Linked DNA regions of Homo sapiens: region 2 is linked to region 1. Evidence: chromatin loops called from intact Hi-C (ENCODE). Cell type or tissue: A673. All regions are shown on one strand.

The links. Peaks named below come from ENCODE experiments on the same cell type or tissue, not always from the same donor. Only the 100,000 strongest peaks of a DNase experiment are listed, where the experiment ranks them.
Region 2: it touches region 1 in a loop (6-fold over the local background); 12 of 110 quality-filtered maps call a loop at or near these places.

What each region holds. Positions count from the first base shown.
Region 1 is chr5:21,806,462-21,814,461 of GRCh38, reverse strand. All of the region lies in intron 9 of CDH12 (cadherin 12), which reads left to right. Among named protein-coding and RNA genes, the nearest start is that of SNORA105A, 74 kb to the left of the region's middle. RefSeq lists a silencer at 1,182-1,376. In A673, a CTCF peak has its summit at 3,570 (motif pointing left); DNase peaks (open chromatin) are centred at 3,531 and 7,281; H3K4me3 peaks cover 374 bases; H3K27ac peaks cover 3,482 bases.
Region 2 is chr5:22,211,005-22,219,004 of GRCh38, reverse strand. CDH12 (cadherin 12) reads left to right here. Exons shown (of 15, transcript NM_004061.5): 4 at 6,362-6,507. LOC105374682 (a long non-coding RNA gene) reads right to left here and starts at 6,573. Exons shown (of 2, transcript XR_925845.4): 1 at 6,480-6,573; 2 at 4,400-6,091. In A673, a CTCF peak has its summit at 4,709 (motif pointing right); a DNase peak (open chromatin) is centred at 4,724; H3K4me3 peaks cover 2,700 bases; H3K27ac peaks cover 1,601 bases.

The DNA of each region.
Region 1 (8,000 bases):
ATCTTATTATATCAAAACATATTAATCTTTGAAAGTAATCATTCAGTTATGTAAGTTCAACTATCATGAAAGCAATAAGAACATATCTGCCTTTTTCATTATGAAACATCTACAGAGAATGAGTCATGTTATTTATTTTTTGTATTTATTGTGTTTATTTAGAATTTTTATTCTTCTTAACTGGATTAAAATTGAGATATGCAAAATTATATAATACTTTTATTAAAATAGATTTAGATAGGGTAGATAATCTTGAAAGTATATCTGCAAATAAAACACACACACACACACACACACACACACACACACACACACACACTCATTTCTCCTGTGGTGGATGAATCATTGTTGTCCATTTTACTGGCCTGAAATTCATTATCTAAGTAAAGCTCAATGTCCATAACTTTCACTACTTCATTCAACAGGTATTTTGGAAGCAGCCACTGTTTTCCAGACTCCACTATGGAGATAGGGCAGTGAACTCAACAAACACACTGCCTGCACTCATACTCAGCTTCCATTCAACTGAGGACGTCAGGAGATAAACAAACAAATTAGAAATCACTTTCAGCAGTGATGAATTCAAGCTAGAAAGACTTAAAGTAGGATGAAGGGGTAAAAGGCATGTGGAGGGTGGAGGGTATCTTACAGTGAGGTGAAAAATAAAAAAAGACTTCTGTATTAGAAGGGAATATGAGCAAAAACCTGACCATGTGGTATTTGGGTGATGTGAGTTCCTAAAAGTTTGAGCAGCAATTTCAAAATCTCTGAATTGGGAGTGTACTAGGCAAGAAGGCCAGTGGGGCTGGAATGAAGTGAAGGAAGAGGGCCTTGGCCAGAGATGACGGGCTCGCCAGGCAGAGCCTTGTAGACCAGGCAAAGATGTTGAATTATTAACAGATCGTGATATAGAGAGCCCATGTGAGTGTAGATCTAGATCACTTTTACTCTTTTATTTATTTTTATTTATTTATTTATTTTGATATGGAGTTTTGCTCTTGTTGCCCAGGCTGGAGTGCAATGGAGGGATCTCGGCTCACTGCAACCTCTGTCTCCCAGGTTCAAGCGATTCTCCTGCCTCAGCCTCCCAAGTAGTTGGGATTACAGGTGCCTGCCAACATGCCTGGCTAATTTTTTGTATTTTTAGTAGAGAAGGGGTTTCACCATGTTTGTCAGGCTGGTCTTGAACTCCTGACCTCAGGTGATCCACCTGCCTTGGCCTCCCAAAGTGCTGGGATTACAGGCATGAGCCACCACACCTGGCCTCGCCTTACCCTTGTAGACCCAAGTGACTCTGGTTGTCTTAAGAGAACAGTAACTAGGAAATAATGAAAGCAATAGCTCAGTTAAGAGACCATAGAAGTAAACCGGGAAACAGATAGAAATGTGGAACGTGATGGTACAGCAACAGAGATGGTGAGAGATTGTGAGATTCTAAATAAATTGTAAAGGAACAGCCAAAACATATTTGTATAAATATTATCATCATCTGGTAAATTACACCAAGCATTTGAGACTTCAGAGCCTAATAAAACACATGGATTTTCTTTCAGTGTTGTAATTTGCTTTCATCTCTAAATATGGATCCACTAGAGGCAATCCCCTATGCTAACCTAGTGTTCTATTAGAAAGAACATTGTAGCCTGCACCCTACATCTATTGAATCTTTAAAAAATAACTCAGGAGGACATTTTTGTAATGAAACTTAAAAACTGTCCACCTATCTATTGTATATATTGTATCGTGTATTGTGTTTATATGCACACATGTACATAGATGCATTACTCAATTAAACATGATAGTATGACTTAATAAAAATGTGAGAAAATATCTCATTGAATAAAGCCCATAAAAATTCAAAATCAATTGAAACACTACAACAATTTTTTAAGTACAGAATGCTTTTGGGTAAAGACTGTAAAATAGTACTATACTCAAGCATATATTCAATAAGTTCTCAGAAAACTTCATCTTGCAATTATCATTAGGAATCCTTAAAGAATTAGGTGTATCTCAATAACTGTGTATGTAAACATCAACAGTAGTGTTGCAGATCCAGAATGATCTTAAATTATTTGTTAAGGTTTTCCCTTCAATATTGCAATACAAGAATTCTGATATAAAATCAGATTCATACAGAAATTACATTTTAAGTATACTAAATGCATTTAGAAAGTCCCAAATATATATTCTACATTTGAATATGTAGTCCTTTTTTAAACACCAGTTATTTTAATTTTTTAGCTAACAGATTTTGAGCTGCAATAGAGGAATGAGGCATGACATGCTTTGTTTTCAGAGTTTTTCTTTTTTTAACGCACTTAAGAATACATTAAAATACTAATGATCTGAAGTACATATTGTTATTACTGTTTTATCTTCAAAATCTTTTATTTGCTTTTCTTTCACTATTTTCTCCTCTGTCTATTTCCTGTATAGAGGGAGGGCTTGAGAAAACAAAAATGATGGTCAGGTTTAGATTAACTGAGAAGACTGAAGAAAGGCATTTTTATTTATTTTATTAACCTTAACTTTGATTCACTTTATGAGCCCTGTGACAGAATGCCATTTCACTGTGACAGAATGCCATTTCACTGTGACACTTCGAATTCAGAGGAACATTATGAAGCTTTATAAATTGCTCCAAGGCATAAGATATTGGTAAAACAAAACAAAACAAAACAAAATAAAAACTGCTTTTATTCCACCCTCACATCCTACCACTCTGAGAAAACTGTAAAAAAAAAAAAAAGCTTGTCCTATATGGTGTTGGGTGTTATAGCAATAAAACACTAATAAAATCAGAATAAAGTTTTTTAAAAATTCAAATTGTCTAGAAATTAAGAGGTGAGCTACATTTACAATGACAGAATAAGAGTTTTAAAATTCAATGGCTTCATTCTTAGTGAAAACCTAAATGAAATTTGTGTTTAGTCACTAGTGTTTTTTTTGCTACTGAATAAATGGGAATAAAATATATACTTCTTATATGTAAACATGGATAGTGAGTTACACGAATTAAAAGTTTTCAAGGACTCAAAATCTAAATATGGTTATAGAAGCACTTGAATTTTCTCCAAAGTGATTGCAAAATTTAAATAATTAAAATAATTAAGTGAATACTTGTTATCCAAAATAATAATTTAATATCCTGTATAATTTTTCAAACAGTTCTCTACCATTTCTACAAAACTTTCTCTTAGAAACTGTTTAAAATGAAGAGTGGTGAAGTTATTTCCTATTTAGTTTTTTTAAAAGTAAACCTTTTTTGGAATTAGAGACAGTGCTTACCATTTTGATGTTACTTGGCAATATTAGTTTATTTCAAATTAACATAACTGTGTGATCACATTAAATCCAAAGCAGAATTTTTCTTTTTCCTTAAAAACGTATGAGATAAATGATATTACTCTTCACAAAGAGCCTTTTAACAAATCGGCTAAGGTGCCAGTTGGTCCCACTGAGCATATATATATTTTATACTTACCCGTAAATCAGTAAAACTCTTTTTCTTTTTTCACGCTTGACAAATGAGTTCACATGATTTGGTAGCATAGCACCATCATGTGGTTAATTTTTGAATAACTCTTAAGAACAAAATGATAATAAAATTTGGAATATTTTACATAGCCAATCATACATGCCTCAGTTTAAGTTTAAAATAATGCTATTTTTAGCCACGCTAATGTACCTAATTAAAGAAAAAACACATGAATGCTGTTGTTTCTATATTATGTTTCTGTTTTTCTAAATATTTGTCTTCACCTTCTTTTGTAATACCTTACCTAGTTTCCCTAAAGTCTCATCAACTGTAACTTAGCCCTAAATCAACGTAACCACTGCAGATTTTTCTAGTCTTGTAGACAATTCTAACTGCACATGCCATAGACTTTTCAAATTCACTGTCTAAAGCTGAGTTCTTTCTTTGCTCCCAACAAAAGTCTGCCTACTCATGTTTTCTCCTTTCCAGTTTCTTAAAGCAAAAATCTGTGATTTTTCTAACACCGCTTCCATTCCTATTGACATCCCCTTGCCAAATAGGGCACAAAGGCTGGTTGCTGATTTTTCCAGAACTCAGGTTAAAATTTTCCTTTCTCCACCTATGAATTTGCCATACAGCCCTCTTCCTGACTCCTTTTTGCCACTGCAAAGGCTATTTTCCCAGCCTCACACGTTATTTTCCTCCAACTAATCTTTTTATTCATGGGGGAATGAAAGAAATCTATTTAGACGTTTAGATAGAAACATGTTCATCTTACTTAAATCAGTTTCTGGTCCTACTGATAGAAAGATAAAGATCAAAGAGTGCATTTTCTATTACTAACTTCTGCACACACACACATTTACAGGCATGTTCATATGCACAAGCTACATTCCAAGTACAGCAAAATCATTGCGATGTCTACCAATGGTATTGTGGTTCTCCTCCTTCTGCATAGAACTCCCTGTCCCATATAAGTATCTTCATGAATTCTTACATGTTCTTTAACATTTTTTTCTCCCTTGCTTCTCAACAAAGGCCTCCTAGAGTCCCTCAGGCAAAGTTGATCACTCCTTTATTTTGTCCCCAAATGTCAACATTTCTGTCAAAGCATCTATGATACTTACAAGGTTCTCATATTGAAAATACAACTCATTCCTCCTACTATATTTTAAGCCCCTGGAGGCACTTTTCCATATCTGTGTTTATTTCCCCATCAGTAAAGGAAATGCCTGAAATATATAAGATGTTTAAAATTGTTGTCGACTAAAAGGACAAATATCTTCTGTTGGTTTACTGTTTTCACTTCTGCTGCATTATTTTTCTTTTTACTCACATAGCATGTAAAGTTTGGAACGTTTTGCAAATAATTTAGAAAAATATGTTTTACTGATTCTACAAATAGGAAAGCTGAAGCTCAAAGAAGGAAGATAATTTTTCAAAGTCACACAGCTTGCTGTAAATCATAGTATATGTTTAGAAAGAGTATACTTCCAATTGTTGTGTACAACAATGCATGTTAGAAAAGATAATTGGCCTCCCCAATAGTCATGATTTATACTGTATGTGGACATGACACATATATTTTATTTCAGCATTTATAGTATGTGACGAAACCCTCTGTAATTTTTTAGGGGAAATATCACTAAAAACCTATGTCTAGAAGCACTAGAGTTTCTTGCAATTCTTTTTTGTTTTGTTTTGTTTGCTTGTTTTTTGTTTATCTTGGTTACTAAATTTATTCCAAAAATTACCGCTAAAATACAGGCATTACTATAATGACCATGATTCTTAAGATAATTTGTTAAAACTACGAAAATTTTGCAGAGTTGCAAAACACTAAAGTATAGTAATAACTTGTCCACAGAAAAATTAAGTGCATTTCTAATAAATAGTTTTGTTACAAATATTTTTAAGGTAAGTTATATAAAATGGATGTTTCTTCATTTAAATATTTTTGTTTACAAACACTTTTTGCCTAGTAATTATATGTTTCTTATAAGCTTATATATTATTAATTTTCTAACAAATGGTGTTGAAATTTTGTCCAAACTAAAATCTACGTTTTAAAACTTAACTACATTTCATTGTTTTTCCCTTTGTTACAGGGACATTCTCACCTGATATAGTGGCAACTTTTGTTCATCAAATACAGCTTTTTTATATAAAATATTGAGTTGCAACCTTTTGTCAATGATGATGAGATATGCATAAACTCTCCCACGTCTCTTCCCAGACAAGAATTGACTACTATATTGATCATAAAACTGAGTTTTAGGAAACCTGCTTTTTCATTAAAATGATGCTTGTTCTGAACATCTTATCTTTATTGTTCAGCCTAGTGTAATAAACCTATTTATAAGAGCTTGCTCCTAGTGTCTGTGCATCCTGGTTCAGCCTGGTATAAATCTGTTTTCTAACTGCTTGTCTTAGAAAGAATCTAGTCTGTTTCAGATAAGCCTACATCCTCGGATCATTTGCGTTCATTGACGGTATTCCTTCCCATTGCCTATTAAGACCTACTAGATAATTGAGAGTGTAGAGCCTTATCACTCAAGGATATATTTTCCTAAAAGTGATGGCTTTACTGTGTTGGTAAAAATAATATAGGCTTACTATAAAAATTGAAGTAATACAGAAGAGTAAAAAGTAAAAAGGGACAAAACCACGGCTACAGTGAGTCATAATATGGCATAACTGGTTCCTTTGCTCAGGGCCTTTTGGGAGGAAATCAAGGCGTGATTGGGGCTATGATCCAATCTAAGCCTTGGAGTCTTTTGTAACCTTACTGGTTCCTAGCAGAGCCAGTTCCTCGTGGCTGTTTGTTTTGTATTGTTGTTGTGTGTTTGTTTTGTTTTTGTGGTAGTTACTACTTCCTTGTGGCTCCTATGACAATGTTGTTAGCTCTCGCCAAATATCAGGTTTCAGTTCCCACAGGCACCCCTTGAGCACTTGCCACTTGCCACATAATCTCCTATAATGACAAATTTACTTCTTATAAGGCAGGACGAAAAGCATCTGCATCACTCCTTTCTTTTAAGGGGTCTCCTGGTTAGATCACACCTCTCAAGTAAAATCTCCTTAATTAACTCAATGTCAAGTGATTAGGGACCCTAATTATATATGCACAACTTATTTTTCCATTAAACTTAATAAGTTTATGTGAGTGAGATGTCATTTAATTTACAGGCCTCTCACACAATGAATGGCAGAGTCATTGCACACAGAGTATAGGTCATTGGGGGCAGGAATATTGGGAGCATCTTAGAATTCTGCCTGCTGAAGCTATCATTTTTTCAAATTCCTCAAAATATCTATAACCATAGCTATCCATTTCCACTCAACATTATCTGGAAGCATGAGGAGCCCTGGAAGAGCCCAGGTAGCTATTCTCTTATAATTTATGCCAAAAAATTGCTTATTTCCCTTTGAAATGAGAAAATCTTTTGGCACTTAACATTTCATTTAGTTTTTTGTGACCTGGACTTCAGCAATGTAAGAACAGAGAAAGTAGTGCTGTAATAGCCCAATGGGCTCTTCCTGCCCATTGCACAGACAAAACCAATTCTCTGAGACCATGGTACTGCAGTAAAGAGCTTATCTGACACCAGGCTAGCCATGTGGAAGACAGAGTTGTTACTCAGGTCAGTCTCCCTGAAGGCCCAGAGGTTAAGGTTTTCCAAGGATAGTTTGGTGGGCAAGGGACTAGCAAATGGGTGCTGCTGATTCGTTGGGGATGTCATCATAAGGGTGTAAAATACAGTCCCCCCCATGCTGAGTCCATCTCTGGGCAGGGAGCCATAGGACTGGTTGAGACATATGCCACAAATCTGGGTGGGGTTAGAGTGAAAAACATCTCAAAAGACCAATCTTAGATTCTGCAATGGTGATGTTATCTGTAGGAGCAATTAGGGAAGTTACAAATCTTGTGACCTCTGTTCACATGATTTGTGAGCAGTAAGAGACTATAGAAACTACCTATGTTTTAGCAGAATTCAGGCCACTATCATAATCCTAATCTTGTGGACTTTCTTTAGTTTTGCAAACATGGTTTTGGCCCAGGACCAAGGAGGGCATCAGTTATAGGGAGGGACTACTATCATCCTTGGTTCAAAGTTAAAGTATAAACTAAATTCCATAGTTAGCTTGGGCTATGCTGGGGAATGAGCCAAGACTGCCAGCCTGTGAGGCTAGAAGCAAGATGGAGTCCGCCATGCTAGACTTCCCTCACTGTCATAATCTTTGCAAAGGTGTTTTCAGTGTGGGAGATATAGGCTCTTGGGCCACAAAAGGTTTGCTGAAAAATTACTGACATGAGGGAGATTGATTAATAGGAGAAAAGGCAAACAAATTATTTAACGTGTATATACAGGTGCCTTCAGAATGAAGACCCAATTTCCCAATAAGTTACAGAATCTAATCACCATCTCAAGGTTACAGAAAGAATGGTGGCCCAGAGCATGGACAAAACCAGGTTGTCTTGGTAAATCACGTTTAGTGGCAAGAAAGGTTATGAGAG
Region 2 (8,000 bases), 400 kb before region 1:
ATCTGGATAGATACTAGGACATTAAGTTTAAAGTTGTCTTAAAATATGATTGAATGGGAAATGCTGTATACAATTTAAGAAACGGTTAGAAATATAAAGTAGGTGATTTTATTCCATCTTCGATGCGGTTTCTTTAGAAAATAGAAATCAGAATTAAAGGCATATAGATTGTTATTATGGACATAATCTGTTATTAATCATTTAATTGTGATTCTGTTTTATTAAAGAAGAAATGAGGAAGATGTGAGGGTTTTGTGCAACTTTATTGAGGTATAATTTATATACAGTAAACTGCACATATTTAACTTGCAAATTAGATGGGTTTTGACACATATATACACCTGTGAAGCCACCATCATAATCAAGACACTGAATATTTCCATTGTCCCAAGGGTTTTCTTGTGACCTCTGCAATTTCTCATTCCAACTTCATTCACCTCCAACCAGTTACCTGTTTTCTGTCATTACAGATAAATTTCCATATTTTTTAATTCTACAGAAATGTAATTATATATTAGTAATGTATTTGTTTCTGGCTTGTTTTATATCAGCATAATCATTTTGTGGTCCAGTTGTTAAGTGTACTAGTAGTTGCCTACTTTTAATTACCAAGAAGTATTCCATTCTATGAGTGTACCACAGTTTATTCACTCACCTGTTGACGGACTTTTTTTTCCCCAGTTTGGAGCCATTGTGACTAATCAGTCATTTGTGTCTAGTTGTTTGAATGGAAATATGCTTTTTTTTCTTTGGAGTGAATACTTCAGAGCGAGATGGCTGCATCACACGATAGGCATACGTTTAACTTTTTAAAAAACTACCACAATGTATTTTAGAGTGATTGCATCCTTTTATATTCCCATGAACAGTGTTTTAGGGTTATAGGTTTTTCACATCATTGTTGACACTTGACGTAATGAGAGTTTTTTTTCTTTTTGATTTTAACTATTCTAATAGGTATTTAGTGGTAGAAATAACTTGTTAAATAATTAAATATATAGTTAAATAGTTATGAATTAATAAGAAAATCTAAGTCAGAATTTTCATCATCTAAAATTTTTTAGTGAACAGGAAATTCATTTGATACTAGTTGTCCCATTAGTGCTTGCAGATCTTTCCACATTCCACTCTACCCTACCACTGCTTTTCTGACTCTCCAAAAGGGTAAACCTATCTACTCAGTAAGGAAATAAACATTTTTTTTCTATTGAGCAATATTATTCATTAATATTATTTTATATGTCCATTTGTTTAATGGCATTTTAAAATCATTGCTAAAAATGTGTTTTGTTTGGGTTTTATATGTATAACTCTAGTCATTACTAATTTTTAGTATCTTTTAGTGAATTCAATAGAAAGTGAGTTTAATATTCTTAAAGTTTTACATATTATTTATCTAATTTTACTTGAACTTCATAGTCATACCTCAAAGATACAAAATAGAATAAATCAGAGCTAACAAGAAAGGTCTAAAATGCAAAGCAATTATGTCTACAAAAGCCATTTCTTTTCTTTTAATTATGCACTCTGCTTTTTTGTTATTTTAAAATAATTGTCTACTAAATTGGAAATGTGCTTTTAAAAACACAAAATATGTTAATATTATGTGTCCATTCTTTAAGTATGCTCTCCAATTTTAAGATAATTCTCAATCATTTTAATTAAGTTACCTTTACATTAATTTTACTGATCAGGACAATAGAGAGGATGGCTAACATCCATTCTAGTTGCAATAAAATAACCATGACCTTTTAAAGAAACGTGTTATAATTATTTTAAAACATTTAAAGAATATTCCTGACCTTAGCAATTTTTTAATCTACTCCATTTACAATTTCACATCAATAATTTCTGGCTGATTTTTTAATTACTCGAACTATGAAATCAACACATCCTTGCTATAATGTTATTTATAGTATAAAATAAGTTGTTTGGGGCATGGAAGGGTGTGAGAAGGGAGAAAACATGTATTTGCAGACAATAATTCCTTCTTAATTGCTTGATTATTTCTGAATTAGGTAGAAAGAACATCACAAATTATTAGGCAAATAGATGCATTTTCATAACTGACTGAAATCCTAGAGATAATATAGTTTAATTTCCTCAAATTTTCCAATGAAATTATTAAATAGAAGCTTTTTAAATGGCTTCGGTTAGAAAACTACTCACTGCTAGAATTTTGACTATAGTCTAAGTTTTCTGATATCCAGTTTAGCTTTCTTTTTTTTCTAAAATTTCATCTTATCTTAAACTCATGAGTATATGTGCGTGAAACCGGAATCAAAAATAAAAATTTCTCTTGAAGGCTGGTGAGTTTAGTCATTCAGCCTCCATGATTTAGACATAAGCAGAAATATGTATAATACATGAGAATCTGTTAGCATTCAGCAAACCTCTGTGTGATAGTATTAGCTTGATGCTGCTGCTGCAAGATCAATTTGTTATTAGTTAGGTGGCTTGTTTATGTATATGTATTTATAGATCCATTTAAAATAATTAACAGTAATTTTTCAAGGTCTGTTCTGATAAACCATCACAAACAGTGGTAGGGAGGTAATAGCTGAATCTACATTGGTATACAGAAGCAAGATTCTATTTGTGTAAGAATCATAAGACTAATATTTGGGAAATATCTTCATATATCCCCAATTTAAATAATAATAGCCAAGATCAGGAAAAGTCTGTAGGAAATCTAAGGGTTGCTATTCCAGTATACATAAATCACAAGTTCCCTGTCAGCTCAGAGTAATTTTTTCTTCAATAAATCACAATCACAATTTACACTGTTTGGAACAAACCTAAGTAAATGAAGAAAGACTGACTTCTGTTTATATAGCCACTTAAGATCCTTTTTGACAACAAGATGACTCAGATAAACATATTTGTTCGACATAGTGGGGAGCAATAGGACTTACGTAAAAAGGAAGACATTAGGTTTTCCACTATCAAACACCAAAGGACAATCACTTGCTCTTTTTATTCCTCATCACTAACATATGAGAAAAATACTTATGGTAACCTATTTCACAAGATTCCCATAAGAATCAAATGAGAGAATAAGTTCTTGGCAAAGTTTAAATGTTGCATTAGTTTGCGTTATCATCATTTATTTCATTAAACTTCTTGAAAGAGTGTGGTCACAATGCTTCTCTGTAAAGTTATGGATGTGTCTGAGAATTTCAAAGAGCCATATGAAATGATAGGATTCATGTGACTTTTAAGAAACCTGTAGATAAAGCATGAACAAATCAGAGATAAACTTTAGCTCCCTAGTACATTTGAGCTTTGCTATTACATTATGCCACTTGGAGAACTAGGTTAGTAAAAATCATCATAATTTTGGTCTAATATATTTTTATGGCTGTTCTTGAGATATTCGTTTACTTAGAGTGGAGCTATTTTCTTGTTTTAAAAAAGCAATAATTATTATATTTGAGTGGGAGAGCAAATGAATTGCAGAAGGGATTTTTAAAAATTTGAAATTGAGTCATTTGTGCTAATGGAATTATATATTTGGAAGCTCTGGATGGAATCTATTTTTTAGCCTAAAGTTTTTTTTGTGAATTTTTTTTCTGCTAAATCATACATAACTTTTAATAGCAGAACTGTTACAATAGTTTATCAGTTATAAAATGGTTTTTAAAGATGTGAAAATGATTTTTGTTAATCATAAAATCTAGAAAATGTTCCCATTCTGTTGGAAGTAAGGGTTTTGATCAGTTTTAACATTTGGGAATTTCCAAATATTTGCTAATTTTATAGTTACAGTAACCTGACTTTTAGTGGTGGGTTTCTTCTGTACTGACTACGCAACATTGGTAAATTTGCTTAACTTCTCAGAGCCCTAACTTAATTAATTAAAAAATAAAATATTATAATGTCTGCTTAATAGAATTGGACTAAGGGGTTCATGGATAGCTATAGCTGAAGTGCATGCCAGTCACTTACTACATAGCAAGCATGTAATAGACAGTACCTGTTATTTTCATGTGACTACGGTCTCCCCTCACACCTCCAACAAAATGGTCTTATTTTGCTTTGTTCTTCATGTGTGTACTTTCACATAAAATCAATTAGTGTTCCAACATAGGTTAAAAAAACTACTGAAGAGTCATCATACTCTCTATAGAAACCATTCAGGGTTTTGAAAGACCTCTGGATTTTATGAGAACAGAAAGGCTGGTTATTTGGAAATGTCATCAGGGCAGTCTCATGGAGTTGGAGTTTCCAGATAGAACCCATCTACTATGGCACAAAGTTTCGTGTGCACCTGTTTTAGTTGGTGATGATGATTGTGGGTTGGCTGGCAGGGTTCAGGAAAATAAGCCCTGTCTTAACGTTTTAATAAGTTTTAAAAATAGTTCACGATTTAAGATCCTCAGAATGGGACTTAGACCAATACGAGAAACGGAGTGCTTTAATTGCATGACCAACTACACATTAGAGCCCTGGAATCTATCCCACTGTTATTTACAAGTATTGTGTTAAAGACTAGTTGGAACCCTCTCAGGAGAAATTAGCAGTTACATTTTCTTATTTTTACAATTTATGCTCAAGGTGCATTTACTTCGATGTAAGCAGCCTCTTTTCTACTATAACACTCTCATGCCAATCTAAAATTGGATAATGGGTTTCCTGCTTTACAGCAGCAAAAATTGTTCTCCCTCTCCTGAAGTGGTTGACTGGGTTTCTTCACATTCGGCTGTCACCCTCCACCAGCTGAGGGAGCAAGAGACCTCTGCATGGGAGGCTACAGCCCCATCTCCTGGGGCTTCTGCAGGGCCGTCTCCGTTTTCAGAGTAGGATGAGTACCTGCCTTAGTAACAGCAATTCAGTTACCCTGAAGTTTTACTTTGTCCAAAAAGTTTCACCAAGAGCTTGTATTTTAATGAGATACTTTAAAAATATATTTGGGAATGTATAAGGCAAACGGATTCTCTATTATTTATACTTAGTGCATTCGCCTACTGAAATTTGAGGGTTTTCTAAGATATATATAAATATCACAATGTAAATATAGCTTCTCGCTCTTCCTCTCTCTCTTTCTCACACACACACGCAAGCACACGCACCCACACACACACGCACACACACATCAAAGAAATGCCATATGTCCCAAGTGAGACCCACTGGAAAAAAACAAAAGTGCTGAACATATCACTCAGGATCATTGTGAGAGGACAGTCGTCAGCTTTCTCTCTGGCAATGAGAATTTTCTCACCCTCAAGACATGCAAATTACTTTTTTCATCTGTTCTTTTTATGTTATTTGCATAATTTTATCCTGCAAAAGTGAGAGCTGTCAAAAATTAACCATTTGGGGCTTTGGCATTCAGTTATGTGACCTTTTCCAGAGAGTTAGATCTCTTCAGGGAACTAGGAACTTGATGAGGAAGTGCTGAGAAGGTGGTCAGTGGCAGAAAGAGCGGATGACGGATGGGGACCAGCAGGTTGGTAACGGCACATAGCTACGTTTAAAAAGTTGTTAGATATTTTCGATCCTCTCATATGCTTGCTTGTTTTTGTTTTAGGAAATCAGTATTTCAACAGATAATCAAAGAGATGATTCGGTTAGGTGTAGTGCTGTATTCTCCTACATTACTCTGGTTAAGGGTACAATGCAAACATTTTTTGCAAGTGTAATGCTAATTGAAAATGCCGTTTGGAAAACTACACAAGCAAGGCTGTGTTCATGCCGTGGTTTGAGTGCTTGTGTCTGTAGCAATCTGCCAAATATGCTTATTTAGTATGAATACTTCCTTTTTATAAATTCAGAGAGTTGCACTCTGGAGGGCTGTAATAAACCTTTAAATTCATTTTAGTTCGACAAAGGTTGAAGTATGTAGCAGGCGAGCGGCAGAGACAAGTGCAGCTATCTCTTTGATCACATCGCTTTAAACATTTTTCAGCTTTAAGCTTGTCTTACAAATCAGCTCTATCAGTCTATTAATTGCTTCACTGTACCTAATATCTTACACGAAGGCACCTTGAAAAACAGCAGGAGAAAGCACATTTGTTTAAGTCCTGCGATGGCTAGCACGGCAGCTAATCTCCTTGCAAATCATAATCATAGTTGTAGTTCATCCATTAGGCTGGAAAAGACAAGATTCCCAAGTGGCCTTGGTGCCTTTTCCAGTTCCCGGGAGACCCACCAACCCTCGGCGTGTGTTGCCTGCGCACCCGGAGCGTTCTTGCTAATCAGGTCAATGATTAACGCCTGGCTCCAGGGACCTGCCAAGAGTGTTAGGGAGCCTCCAAACGGAGCACGCTCACGGAGAATCTCCCGTTCAGAAACATCGCTTAGTCCTCATTTACTCACTGGGAACCTCGGAGGATTTCAGCTGATGTTTTTCTCTCCTTAGACAGTGAGGAGCTCAACATAACAGGGAAAAGGAGCACAGGATGCAGCTACTTGGAGGGTGTTGATTGAAAACTTCGATCTCCCCACCCCATTCACGGTTGATTTGACGGATTTCTCACCTCGTTCACAGAGAAAATTTCAATTAAGGTAAGTGCTGCTTTATCCGGGTGACTGCATGGCACTGAATTTCTGCATTGAAAGTTCTAACTGACTAAACTGACATTCTGCACTGCAGCAAGTGACTGTGTCAGGAAAAGCTTAATTTATAAGCAAGTTTCCTGGAGTGAAAACGGCGTTGGAGATAATGATATCTCAGGGCAATTTCTTCTGAAATACATTCATTCTGCCTTGTATCCAGAGAAAATAAAAGGGAACATGAAAAGATAGTTAATTTCTCATTTTACCTTTTTAATAATCTATTTGGAGGGTTGTGCATTGCCAAGGTAAATTGGTTTTGATTGAAGTGATTTGTTGATGTCATATAGTAAAATCTGAGTCTGAAAACTTCAAAGTTAAATCAGATGGAAAGAAAATTTGCAAATGCGAGTTGAGATTTTGTGCAGCTTTCTACATTAGCAATATTCCTGAGCTCCCTTTTGGTTTAAGGATTTAGGACTAAATCCCTGAATATTTTAATAGTATCCATTTGGAACTTAAAACTTAAATGTTATAGTTTCTGATGCAAGTATTAAGAAAAATGAAACTAGAAGACTTATTGTACCATTCATATAATTTATAGTACTTATTCAACAGAAGTGGATTTCTTTTATGACATGAATAAAAAAAGAAAGCAAAGGAAAATTAAGTGCTTTCTAAAATGCTTGTTTTTGAAAGAATTCTTCAATAAGAGATTACGTGTTTGTAAAAAAATCTTTTTTATGTTTTATTTCATTTTTATTATTAAGATATAATGAATTGAAGTGAAGCTTACATTTCCTATATCATTTAGGGCAATTATCCAGGTAATTCAGATTAAACCATTCCATATTAATTCTTTTTTACCCATTTTCTTGTAAGCTTGTTAAAAATATCTAGAAAGGTATTGTAAGCAACTTTTTTCCAAAGTTTAATTACCTGAACTTTTTCTTTTCTACCTTACTAAGCGCATGTAAATATAGCCTGATTGTTTTACTCCATATTATGATAAATTTTTATGTAATTAAGAGTAATTAAATAATTATATCACTATAATTATGTGATCTATCAGTCTGCAGGCTAAATACTGAAGAATAGCAATCACTTACCTTGATATTGTATGACATAAAAGTTTTCAAATAATGAAATAAACATTATTTAAAATATCACGTATAATACTGAAACAGGTTGATTTTTAACAATTAATTTCTATTGTTAAAGCAAAATGTAAATATCTAGCTGCTTTTGTATAAAGATTTATAATGGTATCTCAAGTGTGCTTTTCAGAGTGAGCACTCGTATTTCCTGAAGTGCTGACTTCCCTTTTCTTCTATGGATCTCTTGAGATGGGACATTTTATAAAGATGTCAGAACACTTTCTAATAATTGGCTATCATTCTGAAATTCTCTGGAGAGCTTTTCAGGCTGATGTCGATGTTAGTGCTTCTTCCAGAGGAGTAAACTATTTTCAAGGTTCCCAAAGGCTGATGTGTACTTGGCTACCA